Linked DNA regions of Homo sapiens: region 1 is linked to region 2. A link is a loop called in an ENCODE intact Hi-C map of the cell type or tissue named here. Cell type or tissue: lower leg skin. All regions are shown on one strand.

What was found. Hi-C counts contacts between places; a loop is a spot of excess contacts. Peaks named below come from ENCODE experiments on the same cell type or tissue, not always from the same donor. Only the 100,000 strongest peaks of a DNase experiment are listed, where the experiment ranks them.
Region 1: it touches region 2 in a loop (3-fold over the local background); 84 of 110 quality-filtered maps call a loop at or near these places.

The regions. Positions count from the first base shown.
Region 1 is chr2:19,853,324-19,855,823 of GRCh38, forward strand. No RefSeq gene overlaps it. Among named protein-coding and RNA genes, the nearest start is that of LINC00954, 14 kb to the right of the region's middle. In lower leg skin, no CTCF peak of the experiment used is centred here; DNase peaks (open chromatin) are centred at 1,508 and 2,448.
Region 2 is chr2:18,743,575-18,746,074 of GRCh38, forward strand. The region is part of intron 4 of LOC105373456 (a long non-coding RNA gene); the gene reads left to right. Among named protein-coding and RNA genes, the nearest start is that of NT5C1B-RDH14, 160 kb to the left of the region's middle. In lower leg skin, no CTCF peak of the experiment used is centred here; no DNase peak of the experiment used is centred here.

The DNA of each region.
Region 1 (2,500 bases), 1.1 Mb after region 2:
TGGGCACCCTATCGGGCACACTGAACACACATCTGCAGATAACATTTAAGCCCCCAGGATTCTGAGCTAGGGCTGATGCCATGGTGGGGAAAGAAGGGGAGAAAGTTTCCAGTCTGACGTCTGGGAGATGGGGCCCGCCCCTACAATTCAACAAGTTTTGTTGAACAGAGCAGACTCAAGGGCAAAGCACAGCACATTATGGTTGATTGAGTGGAGAAAAAAGAGATGAATACCTCATTTGTGGACAAGATAAAATTGCCACACCACCCGGGCCTGAAGAAAACATCCAGCTGACTATGACAAAGGCAGCCTGGGGACCACCAGGGTCACCACCTGCTGGAGATGCAGAGGCTGCCCCAGCATGGCAGGTGACAGTGTCCTGAAGGCTCACATTCTGAATGAGAACCCTGCGCCATCTGGGCCTGTCCCCAGCCAAAGCTGTGCAATCTGGGACTAGCCCTGGGATCATTTGAACCACCAGAAGCACACACGATTATAGGATAGTGAATTTTAGGAGAGCTCAGAAGAGAAACTTTTATGACCTTAGACAGAATCATAGAGAAGGGGAGAAAGGGTATCTATGACCTAAACTTCTCCATGTCCTAGGCAAGAGGTCTCTCAGCAGCATCCCTGGCAAGCATCCATCCTCACCTACCTTAAACACTCCCTTCACAAGCACTCACTCCCCTGGAAGTCAGCACCTTCTTTAGCTGGAAGGGGTATTCCTTTATTTTTTTTTAATTTAGGTTAAAAACCAGTCTTTTTGGAATTACTGCTGACTGGCTGAAGTCCAGTCCCTTAAAGCAGTTTTTACAACTTTTTCTTCTGTAACATGTAACTGATGACCCACAAATGCATATCCATGGGCACCTGTTCATGCATTCATTCAACAAGTTTTGTTGAACATCTACTAGGTCCAGGCACTAGAGCAGAGTAGAACAGAAAAGAGACAAAAACTCCTGCTTCCTGAACGCTATATTTATTATTGTTTATAACACTAGTAAGTAAAATATACAGCATATCAGGTAGAGATAAGTTTAAATATAAATAAAGCAGGGACAAGACAGGGGAGTACTTGGGATACCTGTTTCTATAGAGCAGGCTGGAAGATCTCATTAGCAAAGGCCTGAAAGGGGAGGGAGACAGCAAGCCATGCAGACATCAGGAAGAAGGGCAAGCCAAGCAGCGGGAGCAGTAAGTGCAAAGGCCCCAAGGCAGCAAAGCTGGGCACAAATGGAATAGGCTTCAGGTTGGGCACAATTCTATGGAGTCTAGTCACCCTTAGCTCGCCACCCTAGAAAGAGCTGGGAATGCCCGGCAATGAGGAAACATTGCAGAGACGAACCTTGCATCTGCTCCAATTTTTTTATTTTTATTTTTTCAAGATGAAGTTTCACTCTGTTACCCAGGCTGGAGTGCAATGGCGCAATCTCGGCTCGCTGCAACCTCCGCTTCCTGGGTTCAAGTGATTCTCCTGCCTCAGCCTCCTGAGTAGCTGAGATTACAGGCACGCACCACCAGGCCCACCTAATTTTTGTATTTTTAGTAAAAACAGGGTTTCACCATGTTGATCAGGCTGGCCTCAAACTCCTGACCTCAAGTGATCCGCCCATCTTGGCCTCCCAAAGTGCTGGGAGTACAGGCGTGAGCCACTGGCACCCGGCCCTGCATCTGCTCTGACTTCTTAAAATGCATGAGTTATTTATCATTAGCAACAAATTTGCCAGCAACACACCTCACAATGAAGAAAGCTCCCCAATGCATTACCACACGGTGGCCGAGAACAGCTGTCCTAGAGACAAATGCACCCAGCCTCAGCCTGAGGATGTTCTTTGGGGAAGAGGAGAAACACTCAACACCCTGCACTGTCCCCCTTGTCCCCTTCCAGCCCACTCTAGCTTGTCTAGGTCAATCATTCCTCTCCATCCTTTTCTAAATCATGATGTGCAGCCCACAACATGAATGATGGAGAAAAGGCACACCGCACATCCGTTCACACACAACTCGGGTTGCCTTAACCCAGACGCCTGACCTCCATGTTGGGGAGCTGGCGCTCTGGACTGCCCTCCCTCCTTGTAATTCACGTCACCTCCAATACCAGAAACATGTATCATACAGATCTTTTCCCTTTTTTTTAAGATGTTCCCAAGAAAATCTGCGTTTAATTTATGGGCAATTTATAATGGAAATAGACCATATAAAATGTATACAAATGTGTAGGCCTGTCTATAGGGCTTGGAAGGAGACGGTTTAGCTTAGCAATAATTAACGTGAAGGGTCTCTTCCCTGCTGCCAGGTAGACATTTAGACTGCCTGGACTTTCATTAAACTTAAACCAGAAAGGGCTCAAGGGCCAAGGTCCAAACATTCCTCAACTCCATGGAGGACGTCAGGACACGTAGCTGACGACAATACATTTCACCAGGGTTGCCAAAGCCCTGCTTAAGTTGAGAAGATGCCTGCATTGCGTTATCGGACACAGGATGCCAGCCTGTGTACC
Region 2 (2,500 bases):
ACATCAAATTAGCAGAATTGGATTCTGACCCCCTTTTTCTGACTTCAAACCTTGTGTTCTTTTCATTTGAGCTCATATTTATTTTTATTTACTTAGATGCCTAAACCCCAGGTGTTCCTAAAATAAAACATAATAAATGCTTATTTTAGACACAGGAATATTTTGTGTGGGTGCTTGTGTGCATATGTTTATTTTTCTATTTTTAAGGCACATTTAACATTATTTGGTTTCACTCAAGCTATATAAAATGAGGAGGACTTCTAGCATCCCTCTTGAGTAAAGAGATACTAAATATATTTGAAAGTAATCTACTTGAAAGGAAATAAAAGCATAAAGAACATCTGATTTCTAAGCAATATTTCTTCAAGATATGCTTTCATTATTTTAGGAGAAGGAGAATAACAAGCTAAAGTAAGAATCGTCTCAAATTATTGTAATCTGTTCTTGAGAGCTGTGTGCTGTGGAATGATTACTGGATTAAGAGAGGTTTTTGTTTGGCTCTAACTAGCTGTGTGGCCAAAACGAACTGGCCAAATATTTGTCTGTCTCAAAAGTTCAGTTTCCTTACCTTCAAAATCAAGAGATGGACTTAAAGATTGCAAATGAATTGTTGTGAACCTCCCTGAGGTTCCTAAACCAAGAAAGTATTTAAAATACTGAGTTACAGCTTCAGTTCAATAGGCATTTATTGAGAACCTACTTCCTCTGCATGTTTCAGGCAGCATGTTACACTCTGGAGTTTCAGGGATAAAAACCCATCTCTTTCTCTGGTTGGTTTCTATGGGATTGAATTTTAACCCACCATCTGTGTTTCTGTGCTATTTCTTTGTATTAGGATAGCCTAGGTTATACTGCAGTGACAACACCCAAATCTTGACAGCTTATCACAAGAAAGTTTGTGTTGACTCCACACAGTTCACAAAAGATCCAGATGAATCTACAGAACCTATCTTCCATGTGGCACTTCCATAATTCAGAGTATTCCTGTCTACGTTCTTAATAGGAGACTTCCACACTTGCAGAAACAGGGAAAACAAGTCCATTGTTATTTCACGTTTTCTCTTCTGAGCTCTGTTCTGGAAGCAACATATGTCAATTCTCACAGTCCCTTGGCCACTGTCACATGACTCCACTTAACTGTAAAGATATCTTGGAAATGAAGTCTATCTTGTCTCCAAAAATAAGAAGACAAATTGAGATTTGTGACCACTAGTAAGGCCTACCACATTGTATCTATATGAGAGTCACGGGAAGAGGCTATAGGCAACCAAACAGTAGCAGAGTAAGAACCAAAAGAACACATGGTTGGAATTGGAACAGTTTATGAATTCATGTGGGCTGAAATGGTCAGGGAGGCAAAGCTAAGCTGGATCTTGAAACATGAGGAGGGGCTGGAAAGAGGAAGGGGAGTTCCAGATAGGACAGGACACACAGGTTGGTTTCAGGGAAAAGAACAAAGCAGGTGAGTGATCTTCAGGTCCACTTAGATTAATGATTCAGCATAGACTGCATTTTTACTAGTGCTAAATTATGCAAAAGAAATCAAGAAATGAAAGTAGGTCAGGAGACAGCAAAAATCTTATGTGGAGATGTATCCATACAAGACTTCAGTGAACATGGATTGCCTGGGAAAGCTCTGATGAACCATCTTTAGGGTATTGATGGCTTCCTCTTTTTTTTTTTTTGAGATGGGGTTTTTCTCTATCACCTAGGCTGGCATGCAGTGGCATGCGATTACTGAACTCACTGCAGCTTCAAACACCTGGCCTCAAGTAATCCTCCCGCCTCAGCTTCTCAAAGTGCGCTGGGATTACAGGCATTACGCACCATGCCTGGCCTATTGATGCCTTCTTGAAAGGTGTTTCCAGTAAGCCAGAAGGATGCCAAATGTGCCCATCAACCTATTTGGCCAACTCTTAGAGAATCTGTTTTTTTTTTTTTTTTTATTTTGAGTCAGGGTTATTGGAGTATAATTTACATTCAATAAAATTTACCCCTTTTATGAATAAAGTCCTATGGTTTTTAATAAAATGCATGCAATCACGTGACCACCAGATCGTTGAAGATAGTGAATATTTCTATCACTTAAAAAAGTTCCCTTACCCTTCTTTGCAGTTAATATACTTTTTTCACACCCAGCCCTGGCTACCGCTGTTCTATATCCTTATATTTTGCCTCTTCTACAATATCGTATAAGGGGAATCATACAGTATGCGAATTTTTGAATGTGGCTTCTTTCATTTAGAATAATGCATTTGTGGTTCATCCGTATTGTCACATGCATCAGTAATTCACTTCATTTTATTGCTAAATACTATTCCATTGAATGGATGTTCCAGTGTGTTTATCCATTCACCAGATGAAAGACATTTGGGTTGTTTCCAGTTTTTGGCAGTTATGAATAAAGCTGCAATAAACTTTTCCATCCAGATTTTTATGTGAGCATATATTTTCATTTCTCTTGGGTAAATACCTAGGAGTGGGATTGCTAGGTCAAATA